2 separate regions of the Homo sapiens genome follow, and region 1 is linked to region 2. A link is an interaction called in ENCODE POLR2A ChIA-PET data of the cell type or tissue named here. Cell type or tissue: HepG2. All regions are shown on one strand.

Evidence for each region. ChIA-PET counts read pairs that join two places held together with the same protein. Peaks named below come from ENCODE experiments on the same cell type or tissue, not always from the same donor. Only the 100,000 strongest peaks of a DNase experiment are listed, where the experiment ranks them.
Region 1: POLR2A ChIA-PET joins it to region 2 with 10 read pairs; 1 of 35 experiments calls an interaction of 5 or more read pairs at or near these places.

Annotation. Positions count from the first base shown.
Region 1 is chr9:123,467,407-123,472,406 of GRCh38, reverse strand. All of the region lies in intron 13 of DENND1A (DENN domain containing 1A), which reads left to right. Among named protein-coding and RNA genes, the nearest start is that of MIR7150, 16 kb to the left of the region's middle. RefSeq lists an enhancer at 1,843-2,137. In HepG2, no CTCF peak of the experiment used is centred here; DNase peaks (open chromatin) are centred at 1,956 and 4,686.
Region 2 is chr9:124,565,107-124,570,106 of GRCh38, reverse strand. The region is part of intron 2 of NR6A1 (nuclear receptor subfamily 6 group A member 1); the gene reads left to right. Among named protein-coding and RNA genes, the nearest start is that of NR5A1, 60 kb to the right of the region's middle. In HepG2, no CTCF peak of the experiment used is centred here; a DNase peak (open chromatin) is centred at 2,506.

The sequences.
Region 1 (5,000 bases), 1.1 Mb after region 2:
ATGACGTGCCCGCCAGCCCCAGTGACACAGCTCCTCGCTGTGAACCGCCGGCTGGCTGCCCCACCAGGCCCTCCACCTGCTTCCCAGTTAGGGAGCACTTGCTTCTTCCTGGTCCTTGGTTTTTATGCCTCCCCCTCCCCCAGTGGCCTTTCTTGGACCCCACCCCACCTGGACAGAGTCACCTCAGTCACCCATATTTGTGGAATGACAGGTACAGAAGGCCCCATCCAAGACATGATGCCCAGCTCACAAAGGGCATCTCAAAAGAGCCACAAAGGACGTTGATCTCCCCTGAGCACCTGCTGTGTGCTCCAAAGTACGGGCAGCTTGACACACACCATATCACCTTAAACCTCACAATAGGAAGTAGGTAGTTTCCCCAATTTATAGCTGAGGCAACTGAGCTCAGGGAAATTCACTTGCTTCCCCATTTCTTCAGAGCCCCTGGGCGGTACAGAATCCCCATCCAGAGATTCTGGATTCCTCGGTCTGGGACTGCAGCTGCAGAACATGGAAAAGGACATTTTTGTGTAGAAAATCGTCTGACATATCTTGGATTTCCTAGAAGCCCAGGGGAAAACTGTGTTTGGGTAACTGAGCGTGCTCAGAGCTCGGGGGTGTCGTGGGAGGAGCCTGGACTTTGGGGTCAGAGAACTGACTTCAAGTGCGACTATGGTTCTTCAGCTCTGTGGCCTTGGTCAAGTCACAGCTCCTTCCTCTCTAAGATGAGGCTCAAGAGCCTGTCTTTGTAGGGTTCTTACGAGAAGTCAACGTGCAGCCACAGAGAGTTGCCATGTCCTGCGGCGTCCCAGCCCTAGCAGGCAGCTTCGTGGAGGTTCCTTTTCTTCTTGCTGTACGTTGCGGTCTCGCCTCCACTGCCCTGTCACATGTCCTGCACAGGTAGCGCGTGTCACATGCACTGAAATGGGGCTGCTTGAGTACAATCACTTGCCATCTGCTTTGGGCAGGAAACCATCCTAATTTGGGGTGGAAAACAGATCCTTTCTTAGCCCCTCCGCTAAGAGTCAAGCCCCCCACTAGGCACTTTCCATGCCTCGATTGTCAATCCCCACACAGCCCTGTGAAGTAGGAAGTAGCTCCCCCATTCGGCAGATGAGAAGGTGGTCTCTGAGGGGTTAGGGACTTGCCCCACGTTCCAGACATGTTAAGTGGCAGAGCCTGCATTCCCACGCAGTGTCTTTCACTGTTCCCGACTCTCCCATCATGCACTGTGCATCGTGACACATTTCTCTATGAGAGGTTGTGGCAGACCTCGTAAAGAAAAGCCTTTTCTATATCTAGAAACAACACATTCACATTAGAAAGCACCTTGGAGACTTTCCAAGCTTCCCATTTTACGGAGGAAGAAACCGAGGCCTAGGCAAGGAAAAGGAATCCAGACCAAGTCAGGCATTTGACTCCCCTGGCGCTCTTTCCAGTTCCTGATGCTGCCACGTGCTCACGACTAGAAACTTCCTACCGAAGTCTCCTGTGTACCAGGCCCGTTTCAACACCAGAGACTCAGCCCTGCATGAGTGACGTTCGGAGGAGGAGTGATAATAAATAAGGGAGTCATGGGGCTAATAAATAATTCTGACAATTAATCATGTGGACAGTGCCACAGAGCACCCCCCAGAGGACTGTGTCACCAAGCGATGGGTGGGCAGCACACCTTCAGGGGGGCCTGTCTCCTCAGTTAGGGGGTTAGGGCTTTTCATTTGTGGAGACGAATTTGTGCCTCTTCTGTTTTATCACCATGTCCTTTTTTACCTTGAGATCCATGAGTCTCATATTCCCATTGCTGCAGCTACATGGGTTCTGCGGCTGATTGCGTTTCAGATAGATTCTGTTGCTCTAGGGGCCTATCAGGTCCCTGACACGTGTCCTCTCTCCAGTGCACTTCCTCAAACCGTGTTCTCCTCACTAGGGAAACAGAAATCTCTAATCAGCTTGGCGCTTCCTTTCTTGGGACTTTGGATGCAAGTGTCATTGTGTTGAAACCGGGAATCTGGCCCCTGGTGAGAGTGAGGCAACCCCTGGCGCTGGCCACGTGGTTGAGCCAGCAGGTGTTTGAGGTTGAGATTTCAGTGGGCCCCCATTTGGTTTCTGTGCTAGGGAGAGAGCTGTAGCTCTGCGGCAGCACAGGGGTCGTCACCGTCTCACTCATGTCAGCTCTCACCTTGCGCCACCGCTGCACTGTGGACTCACCCTATGTAATGGGGTTGAATGCCTAGAGCATGACATAGCTATTACCTCTATTGTATCTGTAAGAAACAGAGGCTCCAAGAGCCGAGATGGCTACAGCAGGCATAGAGTGCAGCCAAAACCCACTTCATTTCTCCAAAGCCCTTTCTGTTCAACATCACCTTAGAATCCCTGTCTGAATTGCTACTAGGGCAGCCCTGAGTGGCCATTGATATGTCAAATACAATCTTGTGATTACCTCTCTTAATCAAACATAAATAATATTGTGCTGCATGAGCCCCAGGGCCAGACAGACTTCGTTTCAAACTCTGGCCCTGTCATTGCCCAGTTCTTCACCCTCAGGCAAGTGACGTCCCCTTTCAGAGCCTTGATTTCCTTATCTGTAAAATGGAGATCATCATCCTACCTACCTCACGCGATGCTGTGAGGAGTAAGTGAGCTAATGCATGTAAAACCACCCAGTGCTGGTTTAGGGCTCAGCAAGCGGTAGCTGTTTTTAATCACTGCACCTGCTTTCCTCTTAGAGCCGATTCCCATCTGCATTTCTTATGGGAAGAAAATCTTACGCTAGTATGCATGAATACCACCTTCATTGTGTCTCCTTAGCTTCCACAGGCCTCCCAGCTCATCTGCCGTTCCTGCACTAATCAGAATTTCCTGACTTCTCCCTGTTTGTCTCGGTTAATGCAGAAGGAAGGGGCTGCTGGCACAGAGGAGCCGAGGCGTGGGCCGACACGCCTGTGATTTGAATGTCTTTACTGTAATCTAGCAAGCGCGTGTGGGGGCTTCTGTCAATACCAGAGCGGCCGGCCAGAATGGGCAAATACTGGCAGCCCGGCCATGCCTGCCCCTGCAAATCATCAGAGTAGCTCTGGGCTGACACCCACATTTCCCCTAACTTAAATCATCTGAACAGTGAGCTGGCTTCACGATGAGACATTGATTCTTTGTTTAGGGCTTGTTATAGTGACAGGGGCCCAGACTGGGAGTCTATTTCTGACATGCCTCGGCCACCGTGCAAATGGTTCAGAAAGCTGCCTTGGTCCTGTCACCCCAAAATGTGGCATGTCCCCACCCAGCCCAGCCAGAGTCATCTGACTATAGCCATGCAGTGACCCACCTTCCCAAGTCCACCTGATGGTCCTGGGATCCCTGGTAACCCAGGCCCTCTGAGGGCAGGGAAGGAGTGTGTGTGGGCTCAGGGGTCATTAGACCATGAGCCCTGGGACCTTAGGCAATGTGCTTCACCTGTATGGGCATCCCTTCCTTATCCATGAAGTGGAAATCATTTCAGAAGATCTCCCTTCTGGCGAGGATTTGGTGAGTGAAGGATGCAGGTCATCTGGTCCCAAACAGGAGCTCAGCAGACCTTGGCTGCCTTCTCCTCACACTCACGCCAGTGTCTGGCTAACCTGAAGTCATTGTCATCTAAGCCTGCTGTCCCCACTCTCTCAGCTTTCTGGTAAACAAGGTCTTGGCATTCTTTAGGCCAGACACCACACTAGCTTTTTCCATGTTGGCCGGGACCTCACCCTGGCTCCTTGGCAGCTGCCACAGCTGACCCTGTAAGAAGAAGCCGTCAGACCAGCACAGCGTTCTCCTCCCAGCTCTGGGAGGGATGCTGAGGCCCCAGCAGGGAATTTGGAGGCATTTAAACAAAATGCAACTGAGATGGGACTGCTGGTGAGAAATAGGGCCAAATTCCCCAGCTTGCTTTATTCTTAAGTTTTTAAAAAGGACTGTCAAGTGGGTCCAGGCTCTGTGCTGGTCACTTTCACCTGTACCAGGGGTTGTCCGCCTTAGCTGCACTGGAGTCAGTTGGGGAATTTCAAAATCTGTGACTCTGGCATTGGGGATTAAAATAACCCAGGTAATTCTGGTGAATAGCCAAGGATGAGATCTGTGAACCTCCACCATCTCATTCATCCCTGCTTAATCCCCCAGCAGTCCCCGGAGGCAGGTAGCTCTACCCACATTACATGTGACAAGAATGAGGATCTAAGAGGTGTAGTCACTTCCCCAGGGTGGCACCAAGAGCAGCAAGGAGCAGAGCTGAGAGTGGAACCCCCCAATCTGCCACTTCTCAGAGTGACCATGAATCAGAGCCTGCCTTCTAGGAACTTGCAGTGTGCTGGGGACAGTCCACCTGGGTACAGGTGGTGGTTGGTGGAGACATTTAGTGGGAAATGAGGTCCTCTTCATCTGAATGATTCAAGTAAGGTTTCCCCAAGGAAGTACCATGAAGAAGGCAGCCAGGAGTGAGAGTGCACAAAATGCTCAGGGTGTGGTGGACAGCCCAGAACCTCTGCAGGAGGAGATGTGTGTGTGAGTGAGGTGGACAGGGTGTCATAAGCAAGAAAGGCAGCTGGAGAAGGTCACTTAGAGCCTTGAGTGTCATGCTCAGGAACCAGGCTGGCCCCACCTGCATGGACCTGTGCAGTCACACAGGGCCCCAGGCTTGGCTTAATGCTCTGCTGTCACCGTCCTGAAATTCCTAACATTTTTACCTTTGAACTGGTGTGGGGATGTTTTGTTTGTTTTGTTTCAAGACGGAGTTTCTCTCTTGTTGCCCACGCTGGAGTGCAGTGGCGCGATCTCGGCTCACTGCAACCTCTGCCTTCTGATTTCAAGCGATTCTCCTGCCTCAGCCTCCTGAGTAGCTGGGATTACAGGCGCCCGCCAATATGCCTGGCTAATTTTTTGTATTTTTAGTAGAGATGGGGCTTCACCATGTTGGCCAGGATGGTCTCCATCTCTTGACCTCGTGAGCCACCCACCTCAGCCTCCCAAAGTGC
Region 2 (5,000 bases):
GGAGATAGGTAACATTTTATCTGTAGCTATCTGCTTAGGAACAAAAGGAAAGGCAGCTTCTTGCATGACTCAACTTTCAGCTTAATTTTTTTTTCCTTTGGCATAGTAAATTGGGCTCCCAGACTTTTATTTTCCTTTCACACTAGTGATCAGTAAGAATAACTCCCAAATAGTCCATCAGTCTTGTAAATTGCTCACTTGTTTTCATTCAGCTGATGTCAATTTTTAGAAATGTCCTCTGAGGAACTCCATGTGTGACCTTGGAAATGGAATTTTATAGTAGTATGTGCGGTGGAATGGACATGGTATGTAAATAGAGGAACAGTGCGATGATTTTTTTATTATTTGTGTTTAAATTCTGTGTTTGCAAATGAAATTTTGAGGGTACCTGTTCCCAATTTCAATTCTGCTGTACAGCCTGAGGCCTTCATTTCAGATAGTGGCAACCTCATGAAACTGATTGGAGTCAGTCCTTAGAATGTACAACTGATCAGAGAGTTGGAACTAGTAATCCAGTTGAAACAGATCCCTTTTGTTTTAAATACCCTTTAGCCAGGCAAGTTCCAGATTGCCTTAGTTGTCAATAAAATTTTGGTCAAGCGAGTGGCTGTATTCTCCATTTCCTAAATCTGGCCTTCATCACAGTCTGAAAAGCAGGTTTTGATAAAAATCGGTTTCCAAATGTAATTTGCGTAACCTGAGCCCTTGGAATGGGTAAAATGCCCTTCCTGGGGTGGAGGAGGTATTTTTGTAACAGCAAGGCTGAGTGAAGGTATGAGAGTATGAAGCCTTTTTGTAACAGGTTTTGTCCTGTGTTTAACCAAATTAAGGTAGAACCGATTGCTAGAAGGGGAGGGTGTGTTGTGCTCACTTACAAGATAGATTGCACGTAGTTCTCTGTTTCACAGATTTTGTTGTGACTCCTGTCATTTCTTTGTTTCCTTAAAGGGGGGGATGGGTGATGCAGCAGCAGCACTGAGGCTCATTTTTTTTTGAGATGGAGTCTTGCTCTGTCACCCAGGCTGGAGTGAGGTGGCGTGATCTTGGCTCACTGCAAGCTCCGCCTCCCGGGTTCATGCCATTCTCCTGCCTCAGCCTCCTGAGTAGCTGGGACTACAGGCGCCCGCCACCATGCCTGGCTAATTTTTTGTATTTTCAGTAGAGACGGTGTTTCACCGTGTTAGCCAGGATGGTCTCGATCTCCTGACCTCGTGACCCGCCCGCCTCGGCCTCCCAAAGTGCTGGGATTACAGGCGTGAGCCACTGTGCCCGGCCTGAGGCTCAGTCTTGATACCTGCCATACCAACCATCCTTCTCTTCCCCCACCTTCACAGGAGGTAGTTTATGTAATGGGAAGTCTATCTTTTGAAGAGTAATAAGGTTAAAACTCAGTTCCATCACTGATTTGCTGTGTCCTTGGGTGAATCACTTTGCTTTTCTAACCCTGGGCAAGTCACTTAATTTTTTTCTTAATAAAAATAAAATACAGAAAAAGATACACAAATGTTTAACTTGTCTTACTTTTCATGCAAGTTTTTATTTGGAAAGCATGGGTTGATTACATGATTACATTTCATTCTCCTCTTAAAAGACTGTTTCTATGTTTCTTTTGTTTTTTTTTTTTGAGACAGAGTCTTGCTGTGTCACCCAGGCTGGAGTGCAGTGGCACAATCTCGGTTCACTGCAACCTCCGCCTCCTGGGTTCAAGCAATTCTGCCTCAGCCTCCCAACTACCTGGGATTACAGGTGCCTGTCACACACCCGGCTCATTTTTTGTATTTTTAGTAGAGACGGGGTTTCACCATATTGGCCAGGCTGGTCTCGAACTCCTGACCTCAGGTGATCTGCCCGCCTCAGCCTCCCAAAGTGCTGGGATTACAGGCATGAGCCACCACGCCCAGCCTCTGTTTCTTTTTTTTTTTTTTTTTTTTTTTTTTGAGATGAAGTATTGCTCTGCCAGGCTAGAGTGCAGTGGCGCCATCTCAGCTCACTGCAACCTCCACCTTCCAAGTTCAAGGGATTCTCCTGCCTCAGCCTCCAGAGTAGCTGGGACTACAGGCACACACCACCATGCCTGGCTAATTTTTGTATTTTTAGTAGAGATGGGGTTTCACCATGTTAGCCAGGATGGTCTCAATCTCTTGACCTCGTGATCCACCCGCCCTGGCCTCCCAAAGTTCTGGGATTACAGGCATGAGCCACCGTGCCCAGCCTGTTTCTCTTTTTTAAATGCGTATGACTCTGTACTAGTTAAAAAAAAAAAAAAAAAAAAAAAGCAAATTTTTAAAAAGCATCTGCTTGAATCTTTGCTGCCTCCTACAAAATGTATTTTCTCTATCACTCCCAATGGATCATGATGTATAGCTAATTATTTTATTTCTTTACCACTCACTTTTAAGTCAGTATGGTTTTTGTCCTAACTAGTTCACCAAAGTGGTTCTCAATAGTGACCTTTGAGCCTTTTTTATTCTGCACACTTTTTTGTTTGTTTGTTTTTCCTTTTTGTGGAGAACAGGGTCTCATTGTCTTGCCCAGGCTGGTCTCCGACTCCCGGGCTCAAGCTATCCTCCTGCTCCTGCCTCCCCTAAGTACTGGGATTGCAGATGTGAGCTACCGCACCTGGCCCTCATATGTTTTGATGTTGCATTTGACAATGCAGTCTTCGTTGTGGAATCCTTTTGTCCCTTATCTTTCTGATAATCATGGATTTATATTCTACCCTTTTCTTCTTTGACCATGTCATCTCACTTTACTTCCCTAAGGTCTCAGCTTCCCCTCTCTGTTTTATCCTGCTGCTGCTTCTCCACATTCTCTGACCCCCTAACCCCCACCCCTTGGAGTTCTGATCTGTTCCCATAGCTTCAACTCTTCTGTGTGTTGAGGACTCCCAGATTCTTCATTTTAGCCCTGACCATTGTCCCCTAAGTAGTTGCCTTTAGAATATTCCCACTTGACTCGCCCGTTGTCCTCTCTTTATTTTTATTTATTTTTTTTTTTTTGAGACGGAGTCTCGCTCTGTCGCCCAGGCTGGAGTGCAGTGGCGGGATCTCGGCTCACTGCAAGCTCCGCCTCCCGGGTTCACGCCATTCTCCTGCCTCAGCCTCCCAAGTAGCTGGGACTACAGGCGCCCGCCACTACGCCCGGCTAATTTTTTGTATTTTTAGTAGAGACGGGGTTTCACCGTTTTAGCCGGGATGGTCTCTATCTCCTGACCTCGTGATCCGCCCGCCTTGGCCTCCCAAAGTGCTGGGATTACAGGCGTGAGCCACCGCGCCCGGCCTGTCCTCTCTTTAAACTAAAGCCATTACTTTTGCCCCGCACTCAGCTTTTGTTTTCCAATTTTCTGTTAGTGTTGCCTCATTTCTCACAGCCACGTGGTTTAGAACCTTGAGTTCCTCTCTGCCACTTTCCTATCCCCTCCTCTCTTCATCTCTCCTCTGTGGTCCAGTCGGTCAGCAAGCCCTTTCTAGGCTCCTGTTCAAACATTTCAGTAGCTTTCTCTCAGCAGGATAATATCGATTGCAGTCTATTCCAAATCAGTTTTCAAGATGTATCTCCCACCATTCCTCCGTAAGATGTCTCTATGCAACATCAATATTCTATGCAATTCTCTCAAACACACCTTGCGTTTGTTTTCCTTCCTTTTGCCGTTGCTGATATCATTTCCCTTTCTTGGAGTGCTCTGCTGTGTTTTATTTTCAGCTTTTTAATTATGAAATATTAATACTTAAAGATAAATAGATAAAATACAAATGTACAGCTTAATGACTTACTGTAAAGCAACCGCCCACGTCAAGATACAGAACACTGCCAGGATCCAGAAGCTTCTCCCTACCACCGTACTCTTAACACTGTATGTCTCTTTCCCTTCTTTGCCTGTTTTAAGCTTAATACAAATGGAATCCTATAGTATTTATTCTTTGCTTTCGCACTTCTTTCGCCCATTGTTTGTACAAGTCATCTGTGTTGTTGCAGTAGTTCAGATATGTTTACTGTTGTATAGTATTTCATTGTTGAACGCATACCATCTGTAGTAATGTCAATGAACATTTGGGTTATTTTAAATTCAGGGCTTTTATAAAGCATGCCGTTGTGAACATCCTTGAACTTGCCTCCTGATAGGCATGTATATGCATTTTGTATTGGGTATATACCTGGGAATGAATCATAGGATAGATGTCTCTTCCACTTTAATAGTGACATGCCGTTTTCCATAGTGATTGTGTAAACAAACAGTCCTACCAACAATATATGAAATTTAGTTTTTCTACATTGCCATCATAACTTGAAGTCTTTTTAAATTTCAGCCATTTTGATGGCTATGTAATATCTCATTGTGGTTTTAATTTGCATGTCCTTGATCACTAGTAAGTTTGAACATCTTTTCATAAGTTTATTGATTATGTGGCTTAACCTCCTTTGTGGCACACCTATTCAAGTCTCACACATTTTTCTACTGGGTTGCCTTTTTCTTATTCTTATATAGGAGTTTTATGTATTTTGGAATATGAGCTCTTTGTAGGTAGTGTATTGCATGTGTCTTCTCCCATGCTGTGGCTTGCCTTTTCACTCTATTAAATTTTGTTACTTTAATGCCATTTTATCAATGTTTTCTTCTATGGTTAGTGCTGCTTCTGACTTTTTTTTTAATTGTTTTTGTTTGTTTGTTTGTTTGTTTTTGAGACGGAGTCTCGTTCTGTTGCCCAGGCTGGAGTGCAGTGGCACGATCTCGGCTCACTGCAACCCCTGCCTCCTGAGTTCAAGCGATTCTCATGCCTCAGCCTCCTGGGTATCTGGGACTACAAGCGCGTGCCACCATGCCCAGCTAATTTTTGTATTGTTAGTAGAGATGGGGTTTCACCGTGTTAGCCAGGATGGTCTTGATCTTCTGACCTCATGATCCGCCCGCCAGAGCCTCCCAAAGTGCTGGGATTACAGGTGTGAGCCTCCACACCTGGCCTTCTGACTTCTTTTTTAAAATCTCTTTATAACTCAAGGTC